Regions from separate parts of the Homo sapiens genome. Here all the other regions are linked to region 2. A link is a contact called in ENCODE Hi-C or POLR2A ChIA-PET data. All regions are on one chromosome and are shown on one strand. The core of a region is the stretch at or near the end of the contact, and the rest is flanking DNA. Distances in the headings are between cores, read along the strand shown. Region 1 has its middle 18 kb from the start of DUSP2. Region 2 overlaps INPP4A (inositol polyphosphate-4-phosphatase type I A). Region 3 overlaps NCAPH (non-SMC condensin I complex subunit H). Region 4 holds the start of DUSP2 (dual specificity phosphatase 2).

The links. A loop is a pair of places that touch in the nucleus more often than their neighbours do. ChIA-PET counts read pairs that join two places held with the same protein, here RNA polymerase II (POLR2A). Pooled maps may share reads with other maps.
Region 1: a map with no recorded cell type shows a loop between it and region 2 (13-fold over the local background). The contact joins two enhancer-like sites. A Hi-C loop is called at or near these places in 11 of 37 single-sample maps with no recorded cell type and 3 of 50 pooled maps. POLR2A ChIA-PET finds 5 or more read pairs at or near these places in 1 of 52 experiments (GM10248).
Region 3: a loop to region 2 is called in a pooled map, with 3 times the contacts of the local background. The contact joins two enhancer-like sites. A Hi-C loop is called at or near these places in 1 of 37 single-sample maps with no recorded cell type and 2 of 50 pooled maps. POLR2A ChIA-PET finds 5 or more read pairs at or near these places in 1 of 52 experiments (T-cell).
Region 4: a loop to region 2 is called in a map with no recorded cell type, with 12 times the contacts of the local background. The contact joins the promoter of DUSP2 here to the enhancer-like site in region 2. A Hi-C loop is called at or near these places in 12 of 37 single-sample maps with no recorded cell type and 7 of 50 pooled maps.

What each region holds. Positions count from the first base shown.
Region 1 is chr2:96,161,891-96,165,163 of GRCh38, reverse strand. No RefSeq gene overlaps it. Among named protein-coding and RNA genes, the nearest start is that of DUSP2, 18 kb to the right of the region's middle. RefSeq lists enhancers at 17-96, 357-406, 1,287-1,566. Within about 2 kb of position 1,268, at least 10 of the 41 ENCODE cell types and tissues checked have a DNase peak (open chromatin) inside an H3K27ac peak, as active enhancers do.
Region 2 is chr2:98,463,108-98,466,330 of GRCh38, reverse strand. The region is part of intron 1 of INPP4A (inositol polyphosphate-4-phosphatase type I A); the gene reads right to left. Among named protein-coding and RNA genes, the nearest start is that of INPP4A, 20 kb to the right of the region's middle. RefSeq lists enhancers at 1-477, 576-885, 896-1,035, 2,286-2,335, 2,522-3,037. Within about 2 kb of position 1,295, at least 25 of the 41 ENCODE cell types and tissues checked have a DNase peak (open chromatin) inside an H3K27ac peak, as active enhancers do.
Region 3 is chr2:96,342,610-96,345,814 of GRCh38, reverse strand. It overlaps NCAPH (non-SMC condensin I complex subunit H), which reads right to left. Exons shown (of 18, transcript NM_015341.5): 4 at 2,967-3,059; 5 at 2,511-2,649; 6 at 1,586-1,710. Among named protein-coding and RNA genes, the nearest start is that of NCAPH, 8.4 kb to the right of the region's middle. Within about 2 kb of position 1,579, at least 4 of the 41 ENCODE cell types and tissues checked have a DNase peak (open chromatin) inside an H3K27ac peak, as active enhancers do.
Region 4 is chr2:96,143,786-96,147,069 of GRCh38, reverse strand. DUSP2 (dual specificity phosphatase 2) reads left to right here and starts at 1,630. Exons shown (of 4, transcript NM_004418.4): 1 at 1,630-2,103; 2 at 2,188-2,309; 3 at 2,697-2,916; 4 at 3,033-3,284. The coding sequence starts at 1,716. The coding sequence ends at 3,247. RefSeq lists enhancers at 71-950, 1,747-2,248, 2,651-2,700 and a silencer at 1,261-2,020.

The sequences.
Region 1 (3,273 bases), core at 19-2,518, 2.3 Mb after region 2:
GTGGGTTTTCACCAGTCGAAAAGTGGGCAGAGCCCTTCGGATGCGGCCGACTGGCTGTCATGCAGCTGCGGTGCCTGGAGAACTCAAGATCTCCTCCATCGACATGGCAGAGGATGAGCAAGTGGGAAAATCGCACAGGGCTTTTTATTGCCTGAGTCTGGAGGTGGTGTTTCATTGGCTGGAGTAAGTCACATGGCTCTGCCAAGTGTGAGAGGTCTGTGTAGGGTAAGCCTCTGCGTCTGGTAGGGAGGAGGTTGGGACCAGCGACTACCAGTCATATTCACTGCAGGATGTGTGCTGCGGTCTCCGGTCTCCTGGGGGCAGGCCCGGCCTTACAGCCCATCCCTGGACCCACCTCGGGAGGGGAAAAACTGCAGGGCTCTGGGAGCGCCGCCACCAGGGAAGGGCTGCTGGGATCAGCCGGGAAGGAGGAAGGGAAGGGGGAGAGGGGCTTGGGTCCCTTGATGCTGCCTGAGGAGGGCTGGTGGACACTGCCTGGGGCTCCCTGCCAGGCCCTATTGGGCTAACAGTAGGCTTTTGTTTTCAGTAAGGGACCTCCCCTCCTGCCTTTCGTTCTGAGGGCATTGCAAAGGGCTCAGAGAGGGGCAGCTCCACATAGGAACTGTGATGGGTTATGAGCAACGCATTTCTGTCTTCTGCCATCTTTTCTGTGTGTTCCAAATTTCCTAGTGTTGGGGGATTTCTGGGATAATTAGGGAAAATAACAAATGTGTGATAGACTTGTGCAGGGTGGTGTGGTAGGTGAGGCTCCGGCCCAGAGTGAGGGCTCCTTCCCCTGACATGGGCATCTCCAGGGCCTCCCTGCCCATCCCATGGGCATCCTTATTCCTGGCTCACAGCAGTGGGGTCACCTCCCCAGGGTTCCCACTTAGTAGCTGAGGAAAGTGGGGCTCAGCTGGCTTGCGGGCCCTGCCTGAGGCCACATGGTGTGCCTCCGGATGCTGGGCTGGCCGTCTCACTCCTTCCCCTCTGCCTTAGTGCTGGCCTAGGCTGAGGCTGCCCGGGAGACCACATTAGACACATTTGAAACCGTCTGTCTCTTCAGGAGAGCAGACTCAGATGTAAATTCCTTCAGCCCCCAAGGAGCTAAAAATAAGAGGCCTGTGCCCCTACAGCAACCCAGGAAAGGCCACGTGAAAACCCAGCAGCTGGGGGCGGAGGCTGGGGGCGCGGGGCCCAGCAGTGTTGGAGGGGTGGAAACAGGATGTGAGCAGAGAGGGGGCTGTGAGAAGCAAGGTGACACCCAGCAGAGGCGGCCACCTGGTACAGCATGTTCTGAGCCACGGAAAAAGACCCTGGGCTGCGTGGGAGCCCTTACATCCTGCTTGGAGACAGGCCTCCCCCATTTGGCCTGGCTGTTGGCCAGGGCAGAATCTGACCCCTGCACTGGGATGGTGGGCAAGAGAAGGACAGGATGTTGCCTTTCAGAGAGATGGGGATCAAACCTTAATAAGGGCTCCCGGCTCCCCCAGGGAGGCCTGGTACCTACCCAAGGCCACCAATGGAGAAACAGGGTAAATAGCTCACCAGCTGTCCATCAGCCAACACTGCAGGCCAGGCCTGAGCCAGGTGTGGGGAAAGCGAACCCGCCAAGGCCCACTCGCTGGCTTCAGGGAGGCACCAGTATTGGGTGGGTGCCTTGATGAGGCCTGTGAAGGCCAGAGGCGAGCCCAAGCTCTGGGAGGCTCTGGGAGAAGCCCTTGATTCAGCCTGGGGATCTGGGAAGCCTTCCTGGAGGAAGCGAAACCTGAGGGGTCTCAAGGATGGGCAGGGGAGGGGTGGGTGAAGCCATTCCGGGCAGGTCGGCCAGCACAGGGCGCAGAGGAAACCCCCGGCCTGAGTGGTGTGGTCAATGTCACCGGGGCCTTTGTGCCCACCTAGCCTGAGCCTGCCCCCCTTGGCCTGCTCAGGGCTTTTCCTGAGATCCCTCCTCTCTGAGGTCTGCAGCCTCCCCTCTGGCCCATCATTCTCTTTCCTTGTCAGGTCCATGGCTCCCCCACACCTTCAGCCAGCCTCGGGGTCCTCCTTCACAGTCCAGACCACAGTCAAGTCTCACTTAGTGGAAGGCTTGTCCCCCCACTTCCCCAGCAGCCCCAACTGAGGGGTGCCACGAGGCTCACTGAGTCACCATCCCCTTCTGGTGGTTCAACGCTTTTTCCTTGATTTGTAACCAGACTTTTTGTCCTAGAGCTTTTCATACACATTTATGTTCATGTAGAATGTAGGCCGGGTGCGGTGGCTCACGCCTGTAATCCCAGCACTTTGGGAGGTCGAGACAGATTGCTTGAGCCCACGAGACCAGCCTGGGCAACACGGTGAAACTCCATCTCTACCAAAAATACAAAAAATTAGCCGGGTGTGGTGATGTGCGCCTGTGGTCCCAGTTACCCAGGAGGTTGAGGTGGGAGGATGGCTTGTGTCCGGGAGGTTGAGGCTGCAGTGAGCTGTGATCGCACCACTGCCCTCTAGCCTGGGTGACAGAGCTGTCTAAAAAAGAAAAAAAAAAAAAAACTGAAACAAAACAAACCAAAAAACAAACAAGAATGTACAGCTTTCTCTTTTTTGTTTTTATTGAAATGGGATCATACTATACGAACTTATTTTGCAACTCACTTGTCTTCACTGTATCTTGAAGCTTGTTCTAGATCAGTGTGTGTAGATTTACCTCATTATTTGTTTTTACAGATACTTGATAGAAGTGTAAAAACTTTGTATTCCATTTTTCCTCCCAATACAGACAATGCTGCCTTGGAAATCTTTGGACAAGTTTCTTCACCCAGAAGAGAGGTTGCAGGGTTGAAGAGCATGTGCTTTAAACATTTGGATAGGTTCTGTCAAATTGCTTTCTTTAAACACACGTTATCAACCAACTTACACTCCCACCAAAAGAGCACAAGTTCACTCATTCACCACCCTTCCCAGTATTTGAATGTTTGCCAACCTGATGGGTGGATCATCGCGCTGCCTTGTTTCAGTGGGTAGAGCATGGCTTTTGTGGATTACTGGAGATTTGCATTTCTTGGTCTGTGAATTCTGTGTTGTTATTCTTTGCCCCTTTCCTGTTGTGTTGTTTGACTTTTTCTTATTTGTTTTTGGAGGCCTCACATCTTTACTCACTTTCTTCACACTCTCTGTCCTCTTTTCCTGTTGGGCTTTTCTCCATAACCACCATCTGACGTACGATGTGTTTATTTCTTTATTGCTTGTCCTCCCCACCCCATTACAATGTAAGAACCAAGAGGGCAGAGATTT
Region 2 (3,223 bases), core at 46-2,545:
CTCACGCCTGTAATCCCAGCACTTTGGAAGGCCAAGGCGGGCAGATTGCTTGAGGTCAAGAGTTCAAGACCAACCTGGCCAACATGGTGAAACCCCATCTCTATTAAAAATACAAAAATTAGCTGTGCATGGTGGCGTACGCCTGTAGTCCCAGCTACTCAAGAGGCTGAGGCAGGAGAATCGCTTGAATCCAGGAGACAGAGGTTGCAGTGAGCAGAGATCACGCCACTGCATTCCAGCCTGGGCAACAGAGTGAGACTCCATCTCAAAAAAACAAAAAAACAAAAAACAAAACAAAACAAAAAACGTAACAAGAAGGTCCCTTCCTAAGCTACTGGGGGGAGGGCTGGAGTGAGACTTGTGGCAGATGGAGCAGAGACTGAGCAAGGTGGGCAGGGCCAGCCTGGGCACACAGCCAGAGAGGAAGGGGGAGGGCGCTAGAGTGAGACCCAAGCCACCGTCTGCTCAAGTACTGCGCCGAAACCAGGGTGGAGCCGGGAGGAAAAACCACAGGCCCTCACAGGAACAGGGGCTCAGCCAGAGAGTTGAAAAACTCTTTTTTCAAACCCATGTAACAACATAGTAAAATGACAGGGGATTATCTGTTCACCAAGTGAGTGCCCAGCAACATGACAAAATGACCCCAGAGTCAGCTACCCCAGAGTCTGGGAGAGGAAAGGACCATGGCCACCCCTAGGCCTCCCCAAGCCTCAGCTTCCTCATTAAGCCCACTGTATGTGGGACAGTATGGTCCTCATCAGGCTGCTGTGAGGTATGGCAGGTCAAATAATGCCCCCTGCAAAAGAGGTTCACGTTCAAATCCTTGGAACCTATTAATGTTACCTTATACAGCAAAGGATTTGCAGACTCAATTAAGTTTCGAATCTTGAGATGAGATTATCCTAGATTACACTGGTAGGCCCCAAATGCCATCACAAATGTCCTTATATGAAGGCAGGAGATTTCGGAGAGAAGAGAGGGCCGTGTGACAGAAGCAGAGAGAAGCGGAGTCACGGAGAGAAGATGTTACCCTGCTGGTGTGAAGATGAGGAAGGGGCCGGCAGCCGAGGCAAGCCAGCAGCCACAGAATGGATTCCGCCCTAAGCTACTGGAGGGAACATGGCCTTGCCCACAGCTTGATTCAGCCCAGTGATTCTGGAGGCCAGAACAGTGAGAGAATAAGTTCCTTTCGCTTTAAGCCACCGAGTTTGTTACAGCAACCACAGGAAGCTAATACAAGGGATTAAAAGGGAAGTGGATACAAAGCAATCAGCACGCTATCTGGCACGTGGTAGGAACTCGAGAATCCCCATTAGTGAAGGACAGTTCCTGACATCCTCCCTGGGCCACCAACCCATCCTCAAAAGCTGTGTGAAAACCTACAACCTTGTACTGCAATAACGAGCTCTGTACTCTGCTCACAAAAGCTCCTTCGTGTGTATCGTCTCAGTTGATTCTGTCCTAAAAAGGAGTTTCCAAGGTTGTCCAAGGACTCTCGGCTTGTCACATATAAATACAACACTGCCACAGGCCTTGTCTTCAACATTCAGTTCAATTAGTTAAAATATTTCACAGGATGGCCTCTGCTGATATCTCATGGAGCAGACCCTCCTGATCTCAGGCATCATGAGCTGTGATCAGGGCCATCTTACCTTGCAGAAACACAGCACAAGTACTTCTCTCAGCCACAGGCCTTGCAACTGTCAACAGAGAAGCTGGTGCCGAGTTCTGACATGGGAACTGAGAACTCTGCCCCTGTCAGGGCAGACATGGCAGAAGAAGAGGCTGGGCAGGCAAAAAAAGACACTGGCTAGCACTTGACCTTCCAAACTGCTTTTCAGCTTGACTCATGCAAAGAGGTTTATCTCTCCCCTAAACCCCCTGCTTTTTGTTTCTTCAGCCCTTGCTCTGTGCACCCCCACTCTCGATTTTCCTCTTTGAGGAGCGAGTCCCAAGTGTCGAAACCCACCATGTGCAATAATTCCACTTCCTCCGTCGTGCTCGGCCTCCATCATGCAGACCCTGGGGCCTCAGCTTCCCCTGGGTTGCTGCGAGGATGTGGCCCCATGAATCTGACGGCTCTCCTGCCCTCCCCTCTGCCCCATTTTGTTCGAGACTCAGGGCTGTGCTGTCCCAACCTTCCCCAGCCTGTGCAAGATTTGAAGACTGTCCCCTTCATCAAGCCACAGCAGCCCTCAGCCACAAAGAGCTCAGGGTGGAGCCTCAAAACCTCAAGAGTATCTTAAAGAAAAAATGAAGAAAAAGAAGAAGCCTATTCACTTCCTAAAAACAGCCATCTGCAGGCCCTCTGAGATATCTTTTTTGCACCCATTCTTCTACAAGCTTCTGCCAGCGCCAGGTTCACTGGGTGGAGACCGTGTACCCTAAGCCAACTGACTACTGACCACTATCAGGCAGGAGACAAGGGCTGTGCACGGAGCGAGCAGAGACTGGAGGAAAAGCTGCCTCAGCATTCCTCAGCCCCTGGCACCGCATGCAGCAGACCCTAGGGCTAACAGCTCACACCTACCAGACCTTCACTTGACCATGGACGCTCATGGCTCTGGTCTGCCCTAAATCCCGCACAGGGGCTTGTAAGCAGTCTCGCAGGCACATGCCTGTGAGCCCTCCGCAGGTGGCTACTACTTCCTGCTCTCCTACAGACAGACCCCAGGGCCAGCTCCACAAGTCAATTCCTTTGTGCCTGAAAACTACCTGCTGCGTGAGTGAATGAGAAGGGGCAGGTGTGCTCCCAGTTGGTAACTTTGCATCACCTCGCCTGTGATGAATGACCATGCCATATCACAGATTCAGAAACTGAAGACCACCAACCAACATGACTCCAAAATGTACGTGCAACGTGCTGCCCAGGCCGTTGCCTTCCCTCTGAGATGTAGAGCACCTTGGTTGGAACAGCTGAAATGCTGGGAGGGCATGGCCAGAACCAGCCTCAGCGAGACACCATCACAGCTGAAATGTAGACTTCCACACAAGCACTGTGTGTTCCTGGGCCTGGCTGTCATTAAGGTCCCTGCAGAACCATCTGCCCTTGCACCTGCAGCTTGAGTTGGCCGCTTGATAGGCCAGGCAGAGGAAAGCCCAACAGAGCCAATGTACCTGAAACTGGGGTCAAAAGCAGCTTTGACAAGCCTCACTCAGGATGCTACAGGTTAGTTTAAAATGTCTGTGGGCTGGGCGCGGTGGCTCACGTCTGTAATCCCAG
Region 3 (3,205 bases), core at 330-2,829, 2.1 Mb after region 2:
AAGCTTCTACTCAGATTACCCAATGGGTAGCATTTTGCATATTTGTTTTCATTTACTCTCTCTATATATATCTCTCTCCCCACCCCAGAGTCTTTTGTCAGTAATCCTCATGACACTTCACCATGTCCCAGTTACTAAGCTACTGCCTCTCAGCTCTAAGCCTACCCTCTCTCCTTGGCTGTGATGCAGGGTCTGGGACATTCAGCTTTGCCGGCAGCTCCCTGTTAGGGTTTACCAAGTAGGGGCACTAGAGGGAGACTACAGGCTCCAAGGGAGAGAAGGCACTGCTCCTTTCTGCAGGTTGCATGTTAGGAGAGCGTCACCCAGCAGTGTTCCACCCCGGCTGCAGCAGAGCCCACCTGTAGCAGCAGCTGAACCCCACTGGCAGATTTTCACACTCACAGAACCAGCCTTATTGAGACACCAGCACCAGCCAGCATGCCCCCGTTCCAGGGTCTGGGTCCTGGGCACACAATCCCCTCCCTCAAACTCAGGGACACTAGCACCAGCCAAGCCCTTCCCTGGAGGTCTGAGCTTGAGTTTCAGAGGGGCCCCCACTCCAAGCTCATTAGTGGCCTCAGGTTGCCACATTTGGCATGGTTGATCATTCCCCACTCCCTGAAATATTTTCTCATTTGGATACCACGCTCTTCTGGTTTTCCTCCTACCTACTGGATGTTTTTTCAGCTCTCTGAACTCCTAAGATTGGGGAAAAGGAACTCCCAGTCTTTTTCCCATATACATTCATTTCCTTGGTGACCAATTCTAGTTTTGTGACCTTAATTACCATTTATGAATGTTGTGGAGGTAAGAGAGAAAAGTAATCTAGTCTACTGCTAGTGGGAGAGTAAATTAGTACCTTTTTTTGAGGGCAACTTAAAATCCATGTCTCAGAATTTTCTTACAGATATTCTCCCATACGAGTGCAAAGATAATATGTATTAGAATGTTCACTGAAACAATGTTTTTAATGGCAGAATTAAAAAATAAAATTGTAGTAACACCTGTTTGCTTTAAATTAACTGTGCTAATTATAGATGAGGCCTCCAGTACCATTTGTTTAAGCCGATTCCTTAGGATTTGCTAGATAGATGATTTAAAGCTAGGATTCTGGAGTTAGACCACTTAGCTTCAACTTCTAGCTCACTTACTAGATGTGTCGTTTCAGGCAAGTCATTGTGCCTCAGTTACCTCTTCCTAAAATGATACAAGAATGTTGTGAGGATTAAATGAGTTAATACAGGTTACAGGCTTAAGGAAGCACATGGTGCTCACTATGTGTACATTAAATGTTAGCTAACATAACCACTGCTACATTTACTAGGAAATAAAATTAATTTTTTATCAATTAGATTTCTCAGCAATTTGCAGTCTCTTCCTTTTGAATCATTCTGAAACACTGAGGGACTTACTTTTAGTCTTTACTGTCAAGCTAAAAGATGATAATGCAGAGATATCAGTTGAATATTTTACTCCCTTGAGGCTTAAACAGGCACATACCAGCAAGGCAGCCTTAGCCCTGCCAAGTCTCAGCCCCTAAGGTTCTGAATTAGTCAGAAACCACACTGCGCATACAGTTCCTCACCTCACACTTCCGATCTGCTTCGGAGACATTGAGGTTGTTTATGTTCTGCTCAATAGTTCTGTGTAAGTGCTTCTTCTTTGGCTTTACAGCCTTTTTGGTTGTTCCCATTTCAGTAGCACTTCCATCTAAAAGGAGAAATACAATTGCGTACTGCAAGGGCTGCTTTGAAGCATGTGATGAACTTACTAACTCAAGTTCTTCAAAACCTGTCGTAATTTAAACATGTGAGGCCAGGTGTGGTGGCTCATGCCTGTAATCCTAGCGCTTTGGGAGGCTGAGGCAGACGGATCACTTGAGCTCAGGAGTTCAAGACCAGCCTGGCCAACATGACAAAACCCCGTCTCTACAAAACAGTACAAAAATTAGCCAGACATGGAGATGCACACCTGTAGTCCCAGCTACTTGGGGTGGTGAGGCAGGAGGATCACTTGAACTTGGGAGCCAGAGGCTGCCGTGAGCCCAGATCACACCACTGCATACCAGCCTGGGTGACAAAGTGAGCCTCGTTTCAAAAAAAAAAAAAACAAAACTCCAACCCCAACCAAACAAAAAACACGCAGTTCTCTCAAAACATCAGGCATATTTAATCTGCAACTTATGGAGAAACCAAACTATTAGATTTGGCTTCTCACGCAAGTCCATTTCCAAAGACTCCCAGATCAGAAGTTCCTTAGTTGGTGATGTTTACACAACCTGGCCTAAATAAAATATAAACGCTTTTATAAGGCCCTTCTCTTTTTCAAGGAAATATAATTTTAGTGTTTGAGTATCTTCTCACGTAAGACCATATATGGTTCTAAAAATGCCCTGTCTTCAATAAAATGAGATCACTTATTTCTTGTGACCTTCTTCTAGTATATTACTCAAGTAACTACCTGGTATGCCCTAAAAAGAGCCACTTAAATCCAGATCCCTACCCACCTACCAGCAACATGGCCTTCTACTTCTTCCAAAGACGGTGCATCTTTGCCCAGCCCCCCAAGGACTCTGTATACATCGGCATGGACGGCATCCACGCGCACAGCATAGATCTTGGTGCTGGCATCCAGAGTACCCGCAGCCACCTAGTCAAACAATCAGAGCTGCACTCACAAAGATACACAAAAAACAACTTCTGAACAGGTAAAACACAGCAAGCTTCACAAAATATTTACTTGCCCCAAGGAAGCAATGACAAAGATCCCTCTATGACTGATAGGGAATAAACAGAATATATATTCTCTCTGTATTTCATCAGTTTAGGAAAAGAAAGTAAATTAACTAACATAACATCTAAATGAGAAGTCTCTCATGTATTTGCAGCATTCAACTGTGTTATGCCAAGTAGTAGAAATCATCATCATTTAATTCAGATGCAAGAGAAAGTGGACATCCTTCTTACTTTAAAGTTGGTTGGTTCGGTGTCTTTCTGTTTAAGAATCTCTGACATAAAATCAATCAAGTGCAAACCAAAAGCATTCTTGGTAGTGATTTTCTGAAAACAGAAAATTGCAGAAAGGATTGTTATTTATAGCCTAGGCTCATGTAAATAATGCTGCTTTTAACAGAGGAAGCTAAGTCTTTACATAGGAATACCCACATATTGTCACTGATCTCTCTTCCCAAAAACACTTGTCAAGA
Region 4 (3,284 bases), core at 381-2,880, 2.3 Mb after region 2:
GTGGAGTAGCCTTAGAGCGTTGGAGCCAGTGTGGAAGAGCCGCTGCACCATGATGTGCTCCCCTTACAGATGGAGACACTGAGAGGGTGACGTGGCCCCAGGGACCTTTGGAGTCCTTGGGGCTTTTCTCCTCTGCATCGGCTCTGACCCCAGCACACACAAGCTCCAGCTCCTTCTCACACATAGTGGAACTGCACAGGTACGATGCTGCCCTGCACACAACCAGGCATACAGCACACTGCTGTGAGGAACTCAGGGCAGACAAGTCCAGAAGGGCTGCGGGCTCTCCACAGGTCCCAGCTGTCACTCTTCAAGACGGTCTGGACACAGGGGTCTGTGGGGGAGCCGGAAGGGTCTTTCAGAGGGCACGGAGGAGGGCCTCAGGAGACTGGGGGCTTGGAGGGTGGGTTCTGAAATCCCACGCAGCTGGGGGCAGGGCGAGGGCAGCTCCAGCGCAGTGACGCTGTCTCCACCCACCTCAACTTCTCTGCTTGAGTTTGGGAGTTCACTGCCAACAATTCTTGTGGCTCAGACACCCCACGCACACCTGGGCCTCACCACATCCGGCAGCAGGGCTGGGGGAGGGCGGAATGGAGGGGATACCCAGGCCCCCAGTCCTCCGGGTGCAGTGCTAGCCCTGGACTTTGCTGCCCGGCGGGGCTGGACAGGGAGGCCTAGGATGGGGGAGGCCAGTTCTGTTCTGCTTCTCCCTCTTCCCCTTGCCAAGGTCTTGAAATCCCCGCAGGCCTGGGGAGGGCCGGGAGCGTCAGCGGACTTCCCTCCAGGGCGGGCTTGTGGCAGGGGGAAGTACTTCTCTCTGGGGCCTGGGGGCTTTCCCTGCACCCAGGAGGAAGAAGCTTTGCCCTACACATAACTGGAAACCAGTCACAGACCCCTGCTTTCCCCATGAAAGGCCCTGGGACCCCCCCTCATTTCCCTTCGGCCCAAGCCCAGGGGCCTGGGCCCCGGGGACTGTGTTCTGGCCTAGCTTGGCCACCAACCTACTGCAAGACCCTGAGTACTGGTCTTATCCAGGCAATGGGGGGTGGGGAGGGGGAGGAGAGAGAAAGTCCCTCTGGCTCAAGGTCTCCAAATAGATGAGAAATAGGACATCTCAGCAGGGACCCCCCCCATCATCCAGTGTAGAAATCACCCGTGGCAGCAGGCATTTGTCAATGTTTGTGGTGACAAATTTCTAAGAGGAAAATTCTGGGAGGGAAAGGGAAAAGGCAGAGGAAGCGTGGGGTTAGGGGGTGGGGTACTCCAAGGGTCATCGTTGGCCCTAAAGGGGGACCTGCATCTGAGAAGCTGGGTTCCCCAGGACTGAGTGGCTTGGGACAGGTCAAAGGGTGGGCGCAAAAACGGAGGGGTGCTAGTCCCTCCGACTCCGGGTAACACCTTCCCTTCCCTTAGTCGCTGGTCCCCGCCTCCTCCCGGTGTGTTGGTCCCCGCGCCCTGCCTTCCCCCTCAACCTCCCCCCCGCCCCGAAGTCTCCAGGTCAGCCCAGACTGCGCCCCACGTGAGGGGCGGGGGCGGGCGCGGGCGCCAGCGCCTTCCTGCTCTGCCCTTGTATGGTGCCCCGGAGGCCGGCCCACGGGTACTTAACCCGGGCCGCCGCGGAGGGCGCCCGGAGTCGACCGCTCGGGCAGCGCCACCGCCACGAGAGCCCGGGACGCGGGAAAGACCGAAAGGAAGAGGAAGAGGCACCGGTGGCCATGGGGCTGGAGGCGGCGCGCGAGCTGGAGTGCGCGGCGCTGGGCACGCTGCTGCGGGATCCGCGGGAGGCGGAACGCACGCTGCTGCTGGACTGCCGCCCCTTCCTGGCCTTCTGCCGGCGCCACGTGCGCGCCGCGCGGCCAGTGCCTTGGAACGCGCTGCTGCGGCGCCGCGCGCGCGGCCCTCCTGCCGCCGTTCTCGCCTGCCTGCTGCCCGACCGCGCGCTGCGGACGCGCCTGGTCCGCGGGGAGCTGGCGCGGGCCGTGGTGCTGGACGAGGGCAGTGCCTCGGTGGCGGAGCTCCGGCCCGACAGCCCGGCTCATGTGCTGCTGGCCGCGCTGCTGCACGAGACCCGCGCGGGGCCCACTGCCGTGTACTTCCTGCGAGGTGAGCAAGCCGGCCGCCCTTGGCCCGCCCCACCCGACTCCAGCCCGGCTTTCCCTGCTGATCGTGCTCTTCCCCTCCTTGCAGGAGGCTTCGACGGCTTCCAGGGCTGCTGTCCCGATCTGTGCTCTGAGGCCCCCGCCCCTGCGCTGCCGCCAACAGGGGACAAAACCAGCCGCTCCGACTCCAGGGCTCCTGTCTACGACCAGGTGAGTATTGACCCCCCTCCCCCGAACCTCCCTCTCTCCCCGCCGCGGACTGGGCGCCTCTAGGGAAAGAGCCTGCCATTTGGGGATGCGAGCAGTTTGCCCATATACACACACTTTTATACGTGTGTGTGTTGGGGGAGGGGGTGGGGCATGGCTGCTCGCGCGTGCCTGTATGGGTCTGTGTATGTTTGCATGTGTATGTTGGGAGCATGAAGGGAAATGTATGTCCCGGTGTGTCCTCCGCACATTCCTGAGACCTGTCTCAGGTCAGGAGGACTGGCTGAGGAGTCCTCTTGTCTCGGCCAGCCCATGGGGTCTCCACCCGCTGCTGCTCCAGCTCTCCGGGGCTGGGCTGGAAAGGCCTCACCGCCCCTCTGTTCCCTCCAGGGTGGCCCTGTGGAGATCTTGCCCTACCTGTTCCTGGGCAGCTGCAGTCACTCGTCAGACCTGCAGGGGCTGCAGGCCTGTGGCATCACAGCCGTCCTCAACGTGTCCGCCAGCTGCCCCAACCACTTTGAGGGCCTTTTCCGCTACAAGAGTATCCCTGTGGAGGACAACCAGATGGTGGAGATCAGTGCCTGGTTCCAGGAGGCCATAGGCTTCATTGGTAAGGGGGCACCTCTGCCCAGAAATCCCGAGGGGCTCCAGAGGAGAGGACTGGGGGCACCTGTCTCCTGGGCTGTGCACATTCCGTCTGACACCACTCCCCCATCTCCCTTGCAGACTGGGTGAAGAACAGCGGAGGCCGGGTGCTGGTGCACTGCCAGGCGGGTATCTCGCGCTCTGCCACCATCTGTCTGGCATACCTCATGCAGAGTCGCCGTGTGCGGCTGGACGAGGCCTTTGACTTCGTTAAGCAGCGCCGGGGGGTCATCTCCCCCAACTTCAGTTTCATGGGGCAGCTGCTGCAGTTTGAGACCCAGGTGCTGTGTCACTGAGGTGGTGCCCCTCTGCCTGCCTGCCCCACTGTGCTGG